Regions from separate parts of the Homo sapiens genome. Here region 1 is linked to region 2. A link is an interaction called in ENCODE POLR2A ChIA-PET data of the cell type or tissue named here. Cell type or tissue: GM12878. All regions are shown on one strand. Each heading gives the region's core, and the rest is flanking DNA. Links, peaks and the distances in the headings are about the cores only. Region 1 overlaps TACR1 (tachykinin receptor 1). Region 2 has its middle 92 kb from the start of EVA1A-AS.

Region 1 (10,521 bases), core at 1,555-9,554, 380 kb before region 2:
GCTGAGTTGTGTGATGATAAGTTAGCTGCAGTCCCCACTTGTCCCTCTTGTCTCACAGCTGGGTTTACTCATTTAGGATGGCCGCTTGGCCACTGTGTATGTAGATGGTCTTGTGGCCCCTGGAGAGCTCATGGGGTTGGGATCCTCACCTGTCATTGAGGCAGCAGTAGATGATGGGGTTGTACATGGTGGAGCTCATGGCCAGCCACATGATGGCCAGGTAGACCTGCTGGATAAACTTCTTCAGGTAGAGATCTGGGTTGATGTAGGGCAGGAGGAAGAAGATGTGGAAGGGCAGCCAGCAGATGGCGAAGGTGCACACCACGACAATCATCATTTTGACCACCTGGCAAGAGGGTGAGACAGGTGAGACCACCAGCACATCCCCCTCTCTCACGGCTGCTTCCTCTCTCCTCCCACGCCCTCACTGTGCACAGTATGGGATGAAGCGAGAAGTATTTAAAAGACGCCCCTTCAAGGAGGAGAAAGGATCTTTACTATATGGTGCTACAAGACTTCGGTTATGTCAGCTGTTCTCAGAGTGTGGTCCCAAAACCAGCATCATCACCATCCCCTCAGAGCTTGTTAGAAATGCAAATTCTTGGACCCTATTTCAGACTTACTAAATCAGAAACTCTGGGGATAGGACCCCAAATTCTGAGTGTGACAAACCCTTCAGATGATTCTGATGCATACTCACATTTGGGGACTACTGTGTTACATTATTCTTCATGACTGGAGGAACACAGGGAGACAAATTAATGAGCAAAGGTGAAAGGGTGTTCAGGAGGAAAAGGCCTGGAACAGCAGGCTGGGTGGGCGGGCACAGCAGAAGGGGTGGGACAAGGGGAGATGCAGTGAGCTAGGGCAAGCTGCTTGGTTTTGAGACTGAAGGGGAGGGAAGGAGAAGGGAAAAGATTTGACTAGCTGCAGTCAGAGAGTGCCAGATGTTTAAAAGCGATTTAAAAGGTTTTGTGAATACTGGATACTATGATCTGAATGTTTGTGTCACTTCAAATTTATATGTTGAAATCCTAACCCCTAAGGTGATGGTATTAGGAGGTGGCCTTTGGGAACTAATTAGGTCTTCAGGTCACAGCCCTCATCAATTAAATTAGTGCCCTTATAAAATAGGCCTGAGAAAGACCCCTTGCCCCTTCCACCATCTGAGGACTTAGAAAGTGCCATCCATGAACCAGGAAGCAGGCCCTCCTGAAACACCAAATCCGTCTGTGCTTTGATCTTGGGCCTTTCAGCCACTAGAGCTGTGAGAAATCAATTTCTATTTTTTATAAGCTCCCAGTCAAAGGCATTTTGTTACATCAGCCCAAATGGACTAAGACACCATGCGATGTAACCCCTTCCCAAGGCATCTTTAGCAAAGAACTCTACAGCATTCATACAATGCTATGCAGAGAAGTACCAACAGAGAATACTAAGCAAAGAAGTACCAAAGAAAAAAAAAAGGAATGAGAAAGCTCTTTATATACTGATTTTCAAAAATCTTGTCAATTTTAAGTGAAATAAGTGAGAACAGTGTGTATTTACTATTTGTGTAAAAAAGAAGAGAAAATAATATATATTTACTTATTTATAAGTGCCAATAGCTAGAAGGGTTAAGAAACAGATAACAATGGTTACCATTGTATGCATATCTGTGTGTGTGTGTGCGTGTGTGTGTGCAAGCTTGGGACCTGGGTAGATGACAGATCTAGAAGGGAGAGAGGCTTTCCATGATAAGAATTAAATTTTTTTAAATGTTTCGTTTTGAACTAATTGAAGGCCCTCGAGAAGTTGCAAAGGTGGTGCAAAGCAGTTCCAGGTAGTCTTCACCTAGCCTCCTCCAATGATATCATCTTACATAACCATACCACATTATCAAAACCAGGACACTGACCATTCATCAAACTACTGACTATATTTGGGTTTTTGCCAGTTTTTACATGCACTGTTTTTTTTGGTGTATAGATTTATGAAATTTCATCACAGGTATAGATGAAAACACCACCACAGTCAGGATACAGAGCTGCTCCATCACTGCAAAGAAACTCACTCACGCTCTCGCTTTGTAGGCCACTCCTCCCAAGCCCCCTCAAACACTGACTCCTGGAAACCCCTGATCCGTTCTTCATCACTATAATTTTGTTCCTTTGAATGCCTTTTGATGTTTGAACCACGTGAATGTATTATCTTGTCAAACTTTAAGAAGAGGACCAAATCACTCTTCACTGATCTTTTATTTAAGTGTGCGTGTGTGTGTGTGTGTTTTAATGGATCAAGAGGTTGCAATTACTCTTTAAGAGCAAGCGAAGTGGCTCATGCCTGTCCAGCCAGATCTGGGTTCCAAAGACACTGAAGAAAGATTCCTCTCCTCCTCTCTGTTGCTCCCCATACCTGGGGATATTTTGTGCTAGCTGCCTCTGGGGCTCACAAGTGTGCCATCCCTTCTCGACAGCCTGTTGTCTGTGCCAGGGTGGGTTAGTTCTGCCTGTCCCCTGCTCACCTTGCGCTTGGCAGAGACTTGCTCGTGGTAGCGGTCAGAGGAGTCCCCGGGGATCTCACTGGCCCATAGTGTGATTCCCACTACGGTGTATGCATAGCCAATCACCAGCAGGGGGAGGAAGTAGATCAGCACAGTCACACAGATGTGGTACCTACAGCAAGGTAAACAGGAAAGGTCAGTATGATATACTTATTATTTTAGGTTTTTAATTTTTGTTATTGTTATTGCAGTCAAGGTTTGGCAGCTACCTTTCTCAGCATATGCCATTAATAAGCTTGGGCTGTAAAGCCCACTCCAGGGAGACTTGTCACCTGCATAGGGTGGATAGGTAATACTAATGAATACACTACAGAAAACAATTTATGTTTTTCTTGTGGACTTTTTCCATAATGAATACTCCTGTTCAGATTAAAAAAAAAGAAAACATTGATGACAGGGCACTGAATCTGTTGTATACCCATAGCGATTTCAGTTGATGATCAGTTCAATATCACTTGCCCCACACCACCCCCCAAAACAAGAATGCAAACTCAGGCTACATTAATAGAAGTATAGTCTCTGAATGAAGGAAGTAATTATACCACTCAATTCATACCCGCCAGACTACACTTATGCTCAACTTAGTGCAGGGTTGTAGACCAACTAGTACGTTCAGTTGAGAACTACCATGATGGTTGATAAGGCCCAGTTTATGCTATGTGATAAGTGAATTTATCGGTATCAGAATAATTAGCCTGAATGAGAGAGATAAGAGTAATCCTAGAACTAGAATTAGTGGGTGGGTGAAAGCCACATAGCATAAGCCATTTCTAAGACTGGGCTTTAAGAATATATCTTCAGATAGAAGCTGCCTGGGTCCCTGAATTACCCATTGGAGGACAGGTGCCAACTGACTCACGTTTGACTGGGACATGAGCAAGAAATAAACCTTTGTGGTGTTAAGCCACTGAGATATTGAGGTTTGTTACAGCAGCACAATTTATCCTTTTCTGTTAAAGGGAAGGCTCCTTTTCAGACTTAAATAAGGTTTTTGAATTTTGGGAAAATATATTTTTCTTGGGGGTTTGGGGGTCCTTGGTTTGTCTGGTTAGTTACAGCCCTTTTCTTAGATGTGAGTATAATGGAGATACTCAGAATTCCTAATAATAATAATAATAATACTAGGAAGAACAGCTAATGTTTGGGGGCACTTACTCTAGGTCACTGTGCTAATAATAATGCTAATGATAGTATTAATAGCAGAAATGGTAGTTAAATTTGAGTGTTGATGAAAAGCACAAAGCCAAGCATTTTACTAGCATTATCTTATTTAATCCTTAAGCAAATGATTGGGTAGGTACTATGAATCCCATTTTGTAGACGAGGAAACCACATTTAGAATTTAATTAATTTTCCCAAATTCACAGCTGGTAAAGGGAGGAGCTGAGATTAGAATCCAGGTCTGTGATGTCAGAAAACCAGCCTTTTGTCAATGGAGAAAAGCCACCCAATGATTTTTTTCTTCCCCTCTGTTTACCATTCATGATTATTTTATGCAATGATTTTCTTCCAATGAGGAAAACCCACTTATTCACTCAATTTCTCCTTTGTAGATACTGTTTGCTTTTAATCACTTCTTTGTAAAGCCCCACAGTTTTTGCTACTTATTCAGTCCCTCTGCATATCAAATTTGCATTTGAAGATACTCAAAGACTGCTTAAGTGACAAATCACAGATTGCACCAAGCAGGGTGTGAGTGCATGTGTTCTGTGCAGACAGGCTGCTCCAGTCTCACCTGGCTTTCAAAGCCCTCTGAATTGTCGCCTCCTTTGGGAGCCTCAGGGCTCTCCAACCACTATGGCAGGGACAGCATATTGTGTTTCCTAGCTGATCTCAGTCCCTCCTGGTTGCTGTAATGGCATTGCTTGTAAGCAAAATGTTTGGAGACTACAGGGGCAGGGAGAACTTGAAAACCTCCAAATTGCACTGACTTCTCCTACCTGAAAGAACAGCCCTGCCTCATGCAGACTAATAGTTTGTGACCAAAACATGTTAGCTGAGCTTTGCCGAGACATTGCTACAGGGCACTGAGCAAGATTGGGTCTGAGTGTGATGGGAGGGACACTATGGTCAACTCGCCGATACTCCTTACCCTGGACCAGTGGCCCTCAAACTCGAGTGGGCTTCAGTATCACCTGGAGGGCTTCGACAACCCCACAGGGCTGGGTCCCACCCAGAGTTTCAGACTCAGCAGGGCTGGGGTGGGCCTGAGAATTTGCATTTCTAACAAGTTCTCAAGAGATGCCGATGTTGCTGTTTGTGGTTCAGACTTTGAGAAACATTGTCTTAGGCCAACGGTTCTCAACCGCAAATGTAAAAGAGAATCACCAGGGAAACTTTTAAAATGATCAGTGCCCAAAGGTATTCATTCAATTGACTTGAGGTTGGGAGCAGGAAATTACATTTTAGAAACTTCCCCCAAGTTACTGTAATAGACATCTAGCACTGAGAACTGTTTCAGACCTTAGGTATGCAAGTCTATTGGGACTCCATTGTTGTCCGTGATTTAATGACTTTATTCAAGTGTGTATTAACTGTGTTTTCTGGTTCTGTATCTGATACTTTGGCATCTGGGTCCCTGCAGCTCAGGGAGGGACTGTTTCAGGCAGAGCTAATTCCTTTGGAAAACAAACAACTTTCCACTTGGATGCCTTTCATATGCAAACTAACCGAAACAAAGCCCATACTTCCACTTGCTTGCTTTCTTGGGCTCTTACAGGGTAGGACACTATTTTCCCGCCCTAATCACCCAACGGCAGGCATCAGACAACTAGGGGCAGCTCCTACACCCCGGAGCCTGCCGAAGTTATTCAAACCAGCCAATCTTAAACCTGTTTACCCGGCCTTGCCTGCTCCTTCCTGAGAAAACCCCAATAAAGGCTTTCCTGTGTGGCTTGGCTTGGTGTGGGGCCATGGCCCTTCAGCTTGGGAACTGTGAGTAATAAAGTGTCTTTCAGTGGTAACCATGTCCTGATCTGTTGGCCACACCATACCTGAATACAAAATACAATCTGCTCTTTCCCTTTGTGAAATCACAGATCAGATCATTATGAACATGCAAAGATAAATACGTAAACATAATTTATCAGCCTTTAAAAAATCCCTCCCTTTTTAAAGAAGCAAAAGTTATTGTTATTTATTTGAAAACAACAAAAAAAATGGGCTTAATTTCAGCTAAAATGTGTTACAGTCAGGAGCATTGGTTTTTCCATGTTCCTATAGAGATAATTAAATACAACATAGAAATAGGATCCAGCAATTCTATTTTTAGGTATAGACACCAAAAATTGAAAGCCAGGACTCAAACAGACATTATTTGAATCTGCACACAACATCATTCACGACAGCTAAAAGGTGGAAACAACCCAAATGCCCACCAATAGATGAATGGACAAACAAAATGTGGCTTATACTTGCAATGGAATATCATTCTGTCAGGCCTCTGAGCCCAAGCTAAGCCATCATATCCCCTGTGACCTGCACGTATACATCCAGATGGTCTGAAGTAACTGAAGAATCACAAAAGAAGTGAAAATGGTCTGTTCCTGCCTTAACTGATGACATTACCTTGTGAAATTCCTTCTCCTGGCTCATCCTGGCTCATCCTGGCTCAAAAGCTCCCCTACTGAGCACCTTGTGTCCCCCGCCCCTGCCCACCAGGGAACAACCCCCTTTGACTGTAATTTTCCACTACCTACCCAAATCCTATAAAATGACCCCACCCCTATCTCCCTTCACTGACTCTCTTTTTGGACTCAGCCCGCCTGCACCCAGGTGGAATAAACAGCCTTGTTGCTCACACAAAACCTGTTGGGTGGTCTCTTCACATGGACGCGAGTGAAACATTCAACCTTAAAAAAGAAGGATGTTATGACATGTGCGACAACATGGATGAAGCCTGCAAACATTCTGCTAACTGAATAAGTCAGACACAAAAGGAAAAGCATTGCAGGATTGCATTTATATGATCTATATAGAATAGGCAAATTCGTGGAGACAGAAAGTAGATGAGAGGTTTACCAGGAGTTGGAGGGAGGAGATGGGAGTTATTGTCTAATGGGTACAGAATCTGTTTGAGATAAAGATGTGGATAACTTTGTTTAAGGGTGGGTGGGTAGAAAATTTCAGCTGTTACAGAAAGGTCGAAATGAAGTATCTCTGGAAATGGAAGGTGGTGATGGTTGCACAACATTGTGAATTTACTTGGTGTCACTGAATTGTACACTATAAAATGGCAAATTTTGTTATACATATTTTATCACAATAAAATTTAGTAATAAATTATGTAAGAAAAATTCAGCTAAGCTGGCATTCTAGGTTTCCAGATTCGCAGTCTTTTGCTCCCCCAGGCACTTGACAACTACACCCTCCCCGTGCCACATCCCCACTGAAAAATAAAAGGCAGATTTGATCCTTGGATGAGATAAAAGGTTAAACACATCCTTCTAAATATTGCTTAGATAAACCCCATTTACATAGAAATTACAAATGCTCAATCCAAACAGTGTCCAACTTATCAAAAATTATAAGTGAATGTAGGTCAAATCAATGAAATTCCATTATTAGAAAACATAAAATTAAATACTTTTTTTGATCTTGATGTCTTTTTCAGAAAAGTATTTTTTAAAATCATATCTTGTAGTTAACTGGAGATATGTCTATTTATATGTATATATTTGTTAAAATCATTATTTTAGAGAGCTGGTCAATGAGCCAGCACAATCTTATTTTGTGTGGCTCTATGCTTGCTTTGGCTTTCATTCTGCTATTTCCTAGATTTCTGCCAGTTAGGATTTTATCAGCTCTCAGAATTAATATCTGCCTTGGGAGAAGAGATCTGGGGTTAAGGATGCACTATAAGTGAACATAACAGCAACAGCAAGAGACAGCAACAGAAGAGACTGGCTGACCCCCACCTGGTGAGATATGTGCTGGGTTGTCATAGACCTGAGAGAACCCAGCACCATGATTTTGATCATTAAATCCTGCTGATGAGCTTATCGGAACTTTCAGAAGGAAGGCTCAAGCAACAACTTCATGCCTTTGTTCATCCCTGTAAGCAGTGAATGAGGCTTGACACATTTTACAGGATAAGCTTGCTGAATGCAGACCATGTAGCCTCAAATCCTGCAGATTCCCTTGTCCTTAATGCCACAATATCTTGGTGCTCATTAATCTAGGTTTCCTTATATCTCACTAGTGGGATCATTGTTGAAAGCAAGAACAGTTTCAGTTTCTGAAATAATCCTCAGCATTTGAAATCAAGGTTGATAGGCTAATTAAATAATAACTAGGTGTCTTCATAATGTACTTGGAGGAGACTCTGGGTGCCTTAAGGTAGGGGAAGAAGGCAGCCAAGAGGGCACAGCTCTGGGTTCTCCATCTTTATTCTAATGAGATAGTTCTGCTTTGCTGGGTTTACATATTGGCTTTCTGTGGATGATATTGTTTCGGGGTGGGTGGGTAGAAAATTTCAGCTGTTACAGAAAGGTCGAAGAGCATTGATAGAATCCCAACCCCAATCCAGTGCATTACCATTCTTTGCAATATCCATACCACATAATCATCCAGAATCTTCTTGAATACCCCTGTGACAGGCTGCTCACTACTTCTAAAGCTGAGCTACATCAGCAACCCTTGGAAGCCTATTACAGATGCAGACTCTCAGGCTCCACCCCAGAGGGACAAAATCAGAATATGCATTTTAACAAGACTACCCAGTAATTCCTGTGTATGTTCAAGTTGGAAGCACATAGCTCTTGGTCTTGGTTGCACATTGGAATTGCCTAGGGAGCCTTGAAAAATTCCAATGTGTAGATCCCACTTTAGAGCTTCTGATTTAATTGGCCTGCAGTGCAGCTTTGGGCACCAGAGATCTAGAAGCTCTCCAGGTGATACTCCTGTGCAGCTGGGGCTGAGAATTACTGGCATTGAGACTTTTGATGCTGGTAGCTGCAACTGATGCAGTTCCTCCTTAAACCCAGTGAAAAAACCTGTGGTCACGTAGCTTTCACACTTTATCCTATGTCACAAACAAACCTGAATCTGCAAACCTCCTGGGATGGTCCTGCAAATGCAAGGTGACCATGAACCTGCTGTTCCCCAGAGCCCCCTTTGCATTGAGGGCTTTTGAGGCCATCTCTCATTTGATACAAGCTGAGCAGCCTCGTTCCTCCTGCTCTTCCTCAAATGTCCTTCAGGCTTTCTCTCCTTCTCACAGCATGGTGCTAGATGCTTGACTTTTTACTTCCTGGAAAAAAAATTTCAGGTCCATGTGGCTTCTTGATAGTAAAAGAAAGCAATACTCATGTATTTATTGGTTCACTCACATCTGGGTGTTAGAGCCAAATTCCAAAGACCTTTGAAAGTTCTCTTGCAGGCAGGCAAAAATTGCAACTGGTTAATCGATAAATTCAGCAAAGATTTATTCAGCACCTGTTCTATATCTGGTCTGGTGCTAGGGGCTGGGGACACTGAGGAGAGTTCTAGTCATTGTTTTCTTCTTCCGGAGCTCACAGTCTGCAGGGGAGTAGTGCCAAAGAGTGTGCCATGGGAAGTGGCTGACAGTGGTTACCTCTTCAAGGGGAGTGGAGACATTAAGGAGAGGCACGAGTGAGCCTTTTTCAAATATAGATACAATGTAAAAATTAAAAATAAGCCTAAATACATGGTCCAGTGTTTTGTGCATGTGCGTTAGTGCATAATGCATTGGTGAGATATTCAACCAAGCTGGTCAGGGAAGCTTCCTGGAGGAGGAATTGCATGGCTAAGCCCTGATATACAAGTTGGAGGTAGGCAGGTGAGTTGGGCACTATAGGGAGGGGAGGGAGCAAGTGCAAAGGCATGGGGGAGGAGCCTGGCATGAGGCAGGTACTAAGATGCCATTAGAACTGAAAAGGACATGGCTGTGTGAAGAAGTGCCACAAGACTTGGCTGGAAAGGAAGACAGAAGCAAATCACAAAGGGCCTTTTATGACAGACTGGAGAGTTGTGATTTATTTTGAAGTTGGTGGAAAACCATGAGGTGGTTTTAAACAGAGAATGAACATGGTCAGATACTTGTGCTCTGGCAATAGTGGAGCATGGATGGAGGTGGAAAAGTCCAGAGGCAGTGAGCCTTTGGGGTGCTCTGCGGGCCTGGCAGGAAGTGGCGCTGGCCTGAGTGAGGGCTGTGGCAGGATGGATGGATGATATGAGGGGAGAGATTCAGGAAGCACTGTGGCTTGGGGGAAGAGCTGGTGGACTTGGCTGTGGATGGCAGAATTTACCTGAATTTCTGGCCTGGGTGAATGGGGGAGTGAAGGTGACTGTCACTAGTGTGGGGACCCAGGGAAGAGGAACAGGCTTGTCGGGCAAAGTTGGTAGATTGCCTTTTGGATATGTTGACTTTGAGGGCCAGCAGTTAGATGTCTGTATCTGGATTTGGGCTGGTATTAGATTTGGGAGTCCTCATGTGTCCAAAAACCATAAGAAGACAAGCGGATGCAAGATGGCCATGAGAAGAGAGGAGGTCCACATCTTGCGGTTGGGGGCAATTCCAGGGGAGAGGCTGGAGGGGAGAGGGAGGGGCAGGAGGGAGAGAGACTCCAGGGGCGGGTACAGCCTGCCTCTGAGGGGAGGGAGGATGAGGGTAGGAACTTGCTCTCTGCTTTGGACATCAGAGACCCAGGGCAGATTCAATTTTAGTGGCATCGTCAGAGAAGGTGATGATGGACCAGGTGAGTCGAGTGGGAAGTGAGGAAGTGGAAGCAGTAGGTGTAGATTCCATTCTTAATATACTTGGCCACGAAAGGGAGAGGAGAGAGCAGTCGTTAAATGGGGCCAAGGGCCGAAGGAAGCTGTCTGTGTGTTTGGTTGAAAGGATAGGGGATATGAAGCCCTCTGTACCTCTCTGACACATCACCCAGTCTTCCCTGGGTTATAGCGACACGAGTACATGTCCCATCTTTCTGCAGAGACAGGCCAGGACCAAGCCTCCA
Region 2 (10,521 bases), core at 1,444-9,443:
AAGTTTAACTTCAGAATAAATTGAAAACCAAAAACCTAAATGTAAGAGCTAAACCTATAAAACTCTCAGAAGAAAACAGGGGTAAATATTTGTGACATGCAAACTGCCAAATAAAACATTAGCAGGTTGAATTAAAAAAAAAAAAAGGCGCTCCAAGGATTGATCAACATTTTTTTAAAATAATTCATGACATTCACTGATCAGATAAGAAAAGAAAACCATACAAACGTATAATCATCCCATTAGATGCCACAAAAAGGTGTTTGAAGTTTTCAAGAGAAAATGATAGGTTAGAATTTGGAGATAGCAAGTGGAAACTGTTTTGCTAACCAATTTGGCTTTTCAAGGAAAGATAATCTAAGAGTTGAAGGAGGACACAGGATCAAGGGACAAAGCGTGTGTGTGTGTGTGTGTGTGTGTGTGTGTGTGTGTGTGTGTTTGTGTGTATTAGATGAGACATACTCAAACACATTCATAGGCTAATTTGGAAGTGGCCAGTAGAAAGAGGAAATCGGAATATACTAGAGAAGCTATTGATGGAGTAAGAGTCCAGAGGAAATGAAAGGGTCTCAAGAATGGAGTTTGAACAACAGATAGGCTCACTCAACAGGGAAGGGAGTAAGAATGCGTGATGTGAGAAAATTCAAACTTGTTCACATTCATTTTTCCTATTTAAAAAAATGAAGCAGGAGGTGAAATCAGGTAAAAAAAAGTTTGGAGGTTGAATTTGGCTGTTAGCAATTCAGTGGTGGCCTTCACGATGATTTGCCATGGACTGATGGTGGCCCAGAATCCAGTAAGCAAAGGAGTGACTGGGGAGAGGTTGGGGAAATTGTTGGGGGCCCGGGGGGCGGGGAGCAGGCGAGAATGTGGCGACAAGTGCAAATTTTTCTTCCAAAGATGAAGACTGAAAGGGGGATAGGGAATTAGAGTGACAGCTATATTTCAAAAGAAAACTCCTCAAATTTTAAGACAATTTCTGAGTATTCAAGAAAGCCATACACTGGGAGAGAAGATATCATTAACTGACACATGATGAAATTTGTTGTTTTGTTAGTTAACAAAGCATCAGGCATTGCATTGTAAAGGCACAATAAACTACAAATTACCTGTCTCTCATTCAAAGGAAATAAAAATTGGCACCACGACTCCAGCAAGTATGGAAATGTAAAAGCTTAGGGTTTCTGAGCTTTCCATTCAAATCAAGGTTTTCTTAAAGACTGAATGCAGCTCCTCATTCTCCATAATAACCACCTCCACTTGGCCCTGTTCTACAATCCATAAAATGGGCTTCTCTGAATAGACAAAAAAAAAAAAAGAACAAAACAGACTTTTGAAAGTTACATCTAGAAGTCTGATTTAGCAAGCAATCCAGCTAGTGGGCCCAAATGCAGCATTTTTCAACTTTCCACTAAAAAGCCTGTGAAGACATAAGGGGAAAAAAAGACAACAATTTCATCAACTGGGAGTGAAAATCAATCTATCACAAAGATCTTACGGGGATATAATTGGATGACACAGCCCACACGGGCTTTGTTATCAGAAATAGCACAAACCTGTTGGGCAACATTTTTTTTGAAAAAGAGAGGAAAATGTGGTTTCCCTCTCCCAGTGCCTATTTCCTGATTGGAAAGTTCAAGGAGAGTATCAGAAAATCCAAGCTGCATTATCTCTTTAGAGCTGGGGCTGATTTTTGAGCATCTATAAGGCTTTGTTTCTCTTCATCCCACACGTCTACCTTTCCCTAAACAATATAGTTCTAAAAGAATTCATTAGGTTTCATCAGTTTCTGAAAACAACAGGTTAAACATGTGACAAGAACTAATTATGGTGAAGAAATCCTGGAAGTAGCTACATAGAAGCAATTGAAAATTCTAAAGTCTCTGATAAAAGCCCATGCTAACACTGTTGAAAAACCAGCATGGAGTTACAAGATTGCCCCCTAGTCCCTCAGAGACATATTAGGTGGATTAATAATGCTAGGAGCCGGCATCTTAAAATACTTTCTAGTTGTCACTTTTAGAGAGGGTTCTGCCTTGCATGCAAATCAAGCAGATGAGCAGTGGCAGCAGAATGTCAGGATTCTGAAATCTCACTGCCCTGCTAGTGCAGTGCCAGAGGAAGAGGTGCCGTGAAAGACCTCAGGCTTAAGAGGAAAGCTCTGCTGTGCTTAAGCATGTGCTGTGTAGGCCATACTTAAGGGCTGCATAAAGAGGAATTATGAGAAGATGATGCATCTCCCTGTGGAAGAGGAGGCTGGCTGGGGTAGAGTATGGGCGTCTCGAATGGAAAGTTCCATATCTGAAAGGGAAAATATCTCCCTGCAGCAAAAGAGGCAGTTTTGGTAAAATGCTGGGAACTACCCACAAAGCTTGGTTTGTGTCCTGCCTGTGTATCTGTTGTCACTACCATTCCCAGAAGCCATGGCCAACTGTGGCAGGTGCCTTGGCAATATTAATTGGTCATACTGGTGGCATTGTAGATCTTGGAAAACAAAGTGGTTCAGCAGACGTGGCAGTGAGCCCAGCCAGGAATCAGACTGAGTGGTGCCCAGCAGCCTGGGAGCAGCACGTCTCCATAGGCATGTGGTGGGAACTGCTCACTGCCTTGGTTGAGTCGGTGCAAATGCAACTGCTGTCAGCTAGAGCAGTTCTTTCTGTTCCACTGGGAGACAGCTGCTCTGTTTCCTGGGACCACCAGTGCTGCAAGCAAAGCTGAACCTGGCTGACTACAGTCTCAACTCTTTTCTTAAGTTAGCTTTAGATTTTAACTACAAATGCATGACATGCTAAATACTAAAACTGGGATCCACAGAAAGGCACAAAGAAGCTGCATCTTTAGGAGGTCCCACCATTTGTCACCTTTCCATTTGCCATGCCCATACCTGCCTTTGCACCTCCCATCACATTGGCTTCCCAGTGTTATTCTACAATGCTAAAAGGACATCAAGCCAAGAACTCCCCACCTGATCCACAGAGAACTGCCTTCTTTTCCAGTTTGAATTCTTCCAAATTAGGGTATCTTAATGGGACTCTTATAATAGGGTGTACTCTCTCAGGTGGGAAACTTGTGGAATGATCTGTGGCATCTTTCATCAACTTCAGCTTGTCTGCACTGTAAGTGGTAAAAATATCTTTGGTAGTTATAATATTAAAGTAGGCTTCCCCCTTTCTTTTCTAGAAGTTTTATGGAAAGAGATAGAATTTTAGGCAAAAAGCATGACTCAAAAACATGGAGATGTGAAAAACATGGTGTCCTGGGGAATGATGAGTAATTTCATGTGGAGACTATAGGGTATACAGAGAATGGAGCAAAGGGGAAAGAAACCAGCATTCAGGGATTTGTTGAAGTCAGGTAGTAAATAAACTTAAACACTGTGAGTGCTAGTTTCCTGTTGCTGTTGTAGCAAATTACCATACACTTAGTGGCTTAAACAGCACAGATGTATTAGCTTACAATTCTGAAGGTCAGAAATCCAAAATAGATCTTACAGGCTAAAACCAAGGTATCAGAAGAGCTGCACTGCTTCTGGACATTCAATGGGAGATCTGTTCTCTTGCCTTTTCCAGTTTCTAGAGGCCATTTGCATCCCTTGAATTGCAGCCTCTACCTTTGTCTACAAAGTGCATAATTTCAGCTTCTGCTTCTGTCCACATCTCGTCTCTGACCCTGTCCCTTCTGCTCTTGTTTTGTAAGAACCCTTGTGATTACATCAAGCCTATCCAGATAATCCAGGATAATTCCCCCTCTCAAGATCCTTAACTTAATCAACCTCAACAAAGTCCCTTTTGCTACATAAGGTAACGTATTTGCAGGTTCTAGGAATCAGGATGTCAATAAAAAGAGGCAAATTCTGTAAGATATTTGAAGAGATTTATTCTGTGCCAAATACGAGTGACCACAGCCTGTCACACAGCCCTCAGGAAGTCCTGAGAACACGTGCCCAAGGGGGTTGTGTCAGGCCTCTGAGCCCAAGCTAAGCCATCATATCCCCTGTGACCTGCACGTATACATCCAAATGGCCTGAAGTAACTGAAGAATCACAAAAGAAGTGAAAATGGCCTGTTCCTGCCTTAACTGATGACATTACCTTGTGAAATTCCTTCTCCTGGCTCATCCTGGCTCAAAAGCTCCCCCACTGAGCATCTTATGTCCCCTGCCCCTGCCAGCCAGAGAACAACCCCCTTTGACTGTAATTTTCCCACTACCTACCCAAATCCTATAAAACGGCCCCACCCCTATCTCCCTTCTCTGACTCTCTTTTTGGACTCAGCCCGCCTGCACCCAGCTGGAATAAACAGCCTTGTTGCTCACACAAAGCCTGTGGTGGTCTCTTCACATGGACGCTGTGTAAGTTGGGGTGCAGCTTGGTTTTATACATGTTAGGGAGACATGAGACTTCAATCAAATACATTTAAGAAATACATGAGTCCAGTTCAGAAAGGCAGGACAATTTGAAGTGGGGGGCTGGGGGGAGCTTCCAGATTATAGGTGATTTTTAAATTTTCTGGTTGCCAAATGGTTGAGTTTATATAAAGACCTGGGATCAATAGAAAGAAAATAGATAATGTCTGGGTTAAGATAAAGGATTGTGGAGACTAAAGTTCTTAGTGTGCAGAGAAAGTCTTCAGGTAGCAGGCTTCAGAGAGAATAGATTGTAAATACTTCTTATCAGACTTAAGGTCTGTGTTGATGTTAATGCCAGAGAGGCGTAATGAGGCATGTCTGAGCCCCACTTCCTGCAATGGCCTGAACCAATCTTTCAGGTTAAATTTTAAGAGTGTCCTGGCTGAGGAGGAAGTCCATTCAGATGGTTGGGGTGGGGGTGGGGGGGTTAGAATTTTATTTTTGTTTTACAAGGACTTAGGTGTTTTTGGGGAACATAATTCAGCCTACCATATCATGCAAGAGAATTTAAACTGTACTGTGTCAGCCAGGGGTTAAAATCTTAATGCCTACCAGGGCTAGGCAGGTAAAGAAGCATCTTAGTCCATTTTGTCCTGCTATAAAAGAATACTTGAGGCTGGGCAATTTATAAAGAAAAAAGATTTATTTGGCTCACAATTCTGGAGTGCTGAAAAGTTCAGGATTGGGCATTTGCATCTGGCAAAAGCCTCGGGCTGCTTTCACTCATGGCAGAAGGCAAAGGGGAGCCAATGTGTACAGAGATCACCTGGTAAGAGAGGAAGTGAGAGAAGGAAACTCTAGGTTCTTTTTTAATAACCAGCTCTCATGGGAACTAATAGTATGAGAACTCATTCATCTCAACCCCTCCCCAGAGAAAGGATTAATCTATTCATGAGGGATCCACCCCCAGTGACACAAATACCTCCCAGTAGTTTCCACCTCCAACACTGGGATCAAACTTCAATGTAAGATTTGGTGGGACAAACCAACCATATACAAACTCTAACAGAAGTAAATAAAGCAGTCTGGTTATTAGCCAACAGGAAAAAGTGAAGAAAGTGAAAACTCAGAGAGTACTATCTAAAGTGAGTTCTGAGTGTTATCAAAATAAATGCAAACCAGTGTTGCCTGATTACCTGATTCTTTTGGAGAAGCTAAGATCCAGATATTTATGTAAATTTTACCAGTTTTATAAACAATTTTCCAGTCTCTACTGGAATCCTACAAGGATTTTCATGTTAGGAGTTCCTGGTACTAAAATACCTCTGAAGACAGCATTGAAGGAAAGAGGCTAGGAATTAGAATGAATCAGAAAAAACTGTAACAGTGGATAAGAATGCAAACCATAGAGGAGAATAAAATATTTTAAAACCATATGCCCAACAAAGGACTAATGTCAAGAATATATATATATTTTAAATTCTCCAAATTCAATAACAAAAAAGCTAACAATCCAAGTAGAAAATGGGCAGGAGGCATGAAAAGGCATTTCGTCAAAAAACAAATACAGAAGATAAATAAGCACATGAAAAGATGTTCTATGTTTTTAGCCATTAGGAAAATGCAAATTAAAGCCATAGTGAGATACTACTACACATCTATCAGAAGCTCTAAGATAGAAAGAATGACTGCAGTCAAGATGGCCAACTAGAAGCAGCAGTGATCAGACGCTCCCACTGAAAAGAACCAAAACAGCATGCAAATCCAGCACCGGCAACCAAGGTATGCAGGTTCTGTCATCAGGACTGACCCTAGGCAGCTGGCGTGACCCACAGAAAGAAAGGAAGAGCAGAATGGTGCAGTGGCCCACCTGAGAGCCACACAGGACAGGGGAGCTTCCACCCCCCAGCCAAGGAAGGTGGTGAGTAAGAGTGCTATCCAGCCTGGGAAACTGTGCTTTTCCCATGGAACTGTGTAATCCACAGATTAGAAAATCTCACTAGTGAGCTCACACCACTGGGGCCTAGAAAACCACAAAGCTGAGCAGATTCTCAACAGCCACTCAGCTAGAAACTGCTTAAACAGGCTGAGTTCCTGGTGGGGAGGGGCAGCCGCCTACTGTCTAAGCCTTCCAAGAGACTTGGAGGAAGGGCAGCAGCCAACAATGGGACTGCTAGCTGTCTAATACACTAAGCTCTTGGGGTAGAGGAAGGGTGGCAGCCATCTCTATAGCTCCAGGCTGCACTTTTCCCTGGCTGGAGCCAGGGAGGCTGGAAGGCTTGGTCTTAAGAGGTTATTCCTCACAGGGCAACACACAGGCTGTGGCAGACTGCAGCCAGAGTGCATCTTCAGGCCTGACCCTGACCCATCCCTCCTCACTGGGGTGCCTCCCTGGAGGAACTCCAACAACTCCATTCAGGGGCTCAGGGACAGAACTCTGATGTCCCTGGGCCTGAGCTCCTAGGAGGAGGAGTGGCTATATTCTCTGCAGACCAGCAGACTTAGTCTTTCCTCCTGCTAGTTCTGAGTAATCCGGGCAACTCAGACGAGTGAGTTTCCCCCCAGCATGGCACACCCCCTCCACCAAGGGACAGCCAAAGTGCTTTGTTAAATGGGTCCTGCTCCCCGTGCCACCCAACTGGGTGAGACCCCAATAGATGCAGAAAAGGCCTTCGATAAAATTCAATGCCCCTTCATGCTAAAAACAGTTAAAAAAACTGGGTATTGAGGGAACATATCTAAAAATAATAAGAGCTATTTATGACAAACCCATAGCCAATATTATATTGAATGGGCAAAAGCTGGAAGCGTTCCCTTTGAAAACTGGCACAAGAGAAGGATGCCCTCTCTCACCACTCCTATTCAACATAGTGTTGGAAGTTCTGGCCAGGGCAATCAGGCAAGAGAAAGAAATAAAGTATATTTAAATAGGAAGAGAGAAAGTCAAACTGTTTCTGTTTGCAGATGACATGATTGTATATTTAGAAAACCCCATTGTCTCAGCCCCAAAACACCTTAAGCTGAGAAGCAAATTCAGCAGTCTCAGGATAAAAAATCAATGTGCAAAAATCACAAGCATTCTTATACATCAATAATAGACAAACAGAGAGCCAAATGATGAGTGAACTCCCATTCACAATGCTACAAAGAAAATAAAATGCCTAGGAATCCAACTTATAAGGGATGCGAAGGACCTCTTCAAGGAGAACTACAAACCACTTCTCAAGGAAATAAGAGAGGACACAAACAAATGAAAAAACATCTCATGCTCATGGATAGGAAGAATCAATATTGTGAAAACGGCCATACTGCCCAAAGTAATTTATAGATTCAATGCTATTCCCATCAAGCTACTATTGACTTTCTTCAGAGAACTAGAAAAAAACTACTTTAAATTTCATATGGAACCAAAAGAGAGCGCATACAGCCAAGACAATCCCAAGCAAAAAGAACAAAGCTGGAAGCGTCACACTACCTGACTTCCAACTATACTACAAGGCTACATTAACCAAAACAACCTGGTTCTGGTACCAAAACAGATGTATATATAGACCAACGGAACAGAACAGAGGCCACAGAAATAACATCACACATCTACAACCATCTGATTTTCGACAAACCTGACAAAAACAAGTAATGAGGAAAGGAATCCCTATTTAATAAATGGTGCTGGGAAAACTGGCTAGCCATATGCAGAAAACTGAAACTGAACCCTTTCCTTACACCTTATACAAACAATAACTCAAGATGGATTAATGACTTAAACATAAGACCTAAAATCATAAAAACTCTAGAAGAAAACCTAGGCGATACCATTCAGGACATAGACATGGGCAAAGACTTCATGACTAAAACACAAAAAGCAATGGCAACAAAAGCCAAAATTGACAAATGGGATCTAATTAAACTAAAGAGCTTCTGCACAGTAAAAGAAACTATCATCAGAGTGAACAGGCAACCTCCAGATTGGAGAAAATTTTCGCAATCTGTCCATCTGACAAAGGTCTAATATACAGAATCTACAAGGAACTTAAACAAATTTACAAGAAAGAAAAACAAAGAACCCCATCAAAAAGTGGGCAAAGGACATGAACAGACACTTCTCAAAAGAAGACATTTACATGACCAACAAACATGAAAAAATCTATCATCGCTGGTCATTAGAGAAATGCAAATCAAAACCAAATGAGATACCATCTCACGCCAGTTACAGTGGCGATCATTAAAAAGTCAGAAAACAACAGATGCTGGAGATGATATGGAGAAATAGGAATGCTTTTACACTGTTGGTGGGAGTTGTGGAAGACAGTGTGGCAATTCCTCAAGGATCTAGAACCAGAAATACCATTTGACCCAGCAATCCCATTACTGCGTATATACCCAAAGGAATATAAATTATTCTACTATAGAGACACATGCACACATATGATTATTGCAGCACTATTCACAATAGCAAAGACTTGGAACCAACCCAAATGCCCATCTATGATAGACTGGATAAAGAAAAGGTGTCACATATACACCATGGAATAATATGCAGCCATAAAATAGAATGAATTCGTGTTCTTTGCAGGGACATGGATGAAGCTGGAAACCATCATTCTCAGCAAACTAACACAGGAACAGAAAACCAAATACCACATGTTCTCACTCATAAGTGGGAGTTGAAGAATGAAAACACATGGGCACAGGGAGGGGAACATCACACACTAGGGCCTGTCAGGGATTGGGGGCATGGGGAGGGAGAGCATTGGGACAAATACCTAATGCAAGCGGGGCTTAAAACCTAGATGACGGGTTGCTAGATGCAGCAAACCACCATGGCACGTGTATACCTAGGGAACAAACCTGCATGTTCTGCACATGTATCCCAGAACTTAAAATATAATAAAAAAAAAAACTCAAGATAGATAAAAGACTTAAATGTAAAATGCAAAACCGTAAAAACCCTAGGAGAAAACCTAGGCAATACCATTCAGGACATGGGCACAGGCAAAGATTTCATGATGAAAATGCCAAAAGCAATTTCAACAAAAGCTAAAACTGACAAATGGGATCTAATTAAGCTAAAGAGCTTCTGCACAGCAAAAGAAACTATCATCAGAGTGAACAGGCAACCTATAGAATGGTAGAAAATGTTTGTGATCTACCCATCTGACAAAGGTCTAATATCCAGAATCTACAAGGGACTTAAACAAATTTGCAAGAAAAAAACAAAAAACCCCATCAAAAAGCAGGCAAAGGATATGAACAGATACTTCTCAAAAGAAGACATTTATGCAGCCGACAAACATGAAAAAAAGCTCAACATCACTGATCATTTGGGAAATACAAATCAAAACCATACTGAGACACAATCTTACACCAGTCAGAACGGCTATTACTATCAATAATAAATAAAAGTCAAGAAACAGTAGATGCTGGTGAGACTGTGAAGAAATAGGAATGCTTTTACATGGTTCGTGGGAATGTAAATTAGGTCAACCATTGTTGAAGACAGTGTGGCAATTCCTCAAGGATCTAGAACCAGAAATACCATTTGACCCAGCAATCCCATTACTAAGTATATACCCAAAGGAATAGAAATCATTTGGCTATAAGAACACATGCACATGTATGTTTATTGCAGCACTACTTACCATAGCAAAGACATGAAACCAATCCAAATGCTCATCAATGATAGACTGGATAAAGAAAGTGTGGTACATATACACCATGGAATACTATGCAGCCATAAAAAGGAATCAGATCATGTCTTTTGCAGGGACATGGATGAAGCTGGAAGCTACCATCCTCAGCAAATTAACAGAGGAACAGAAAACCAAACACCACATGTTCTGACTCATAAGTGGAAGCCGAACAAGGAGAACACATGGACACAGGGAGGGGAAAAACACACACTAGGGCTTGTCAGGAGGTGGGCAGGTGGGGAAGGGAGAGCATCAGGACAAATACCTAATGCATGTGGGGCTTAAAACCCAGATGATGGGTTGCTAGATGCAGTAAGCCACCATGGCACATGTATACCTCTGAAACACACCTGCATGTTCTGTGAATGTATCCTGGAACTTAAAGTAAAATTAAACAGTAAAAATTTATTTTCATTTTTATTTTTACTATTATAAGTTCTAGGGTACATGTGCACAACGTGCAGGTTTGTTACATATGTATACA

Evidence for each region. ChIA-PET counts read pairs that join two places held together with the same protein. Peaks named below come from ENCODE experiments on the same cell type or tissue, not always from the same donor. Only the 100,000 strongest peaks of a DNase experiment are listed, where the experiment ranks them.
Region 1: POLR2A ChIA-PET joins it to region 2 with 16 read pairs; 2 of 35 experiments call an interaction of 5 or more read pairs at or near these places.

What each region holds. Positions count from the first base shown.
Region 1 is chr2:75,051,102-75,061,622 of GRCh38, forward strand. TACR1 (tachykinin receptor 1) reads right to left here. Exons shown (of 5, transcript NM_001058.4): 3 at 2,504-2,654; 4 at 150-346. Among named protein-coding and RNA genes, the nearest start is that of MIR5000, 34 kb to the right of the region's middle. RefSeq lists a silencer at 2,607-2,686. In GM12878, for the core only: a CTCF peak has its summit at 2,612 (motif pointing right); DNase peaks (open chromatin) are centred at 2,620, 4,890 and 5,460; H3K4me3 peaks cover 366 bases; H3K27ac peaks cover 2,821 bases.
Region 2 is chr2:75,426,741-75,437,261 of GRCh38, forward strand. No RefSeq gene overlaps it. Among named protein-coding and RNA genes, the nearest start is that of EVA1A-AS, 92 kb to the right of the region's middle. RefSeq lists enhancers at 5,997-6,076, 6,087-6,356, 6,557-6,636, 6,667-6,826 and a silencer at 6,427-6,516. In GM12878, for the core only: no CTCF peak of the experiment used is centred there; DNase peaks (open chromatin) are centred at 2,051, 4,798, 5,271, 6,261 and 1 weaker place; H3K4me3 peaks cover 2,853 bases; H3K27ac peaks cover 5,959 bases.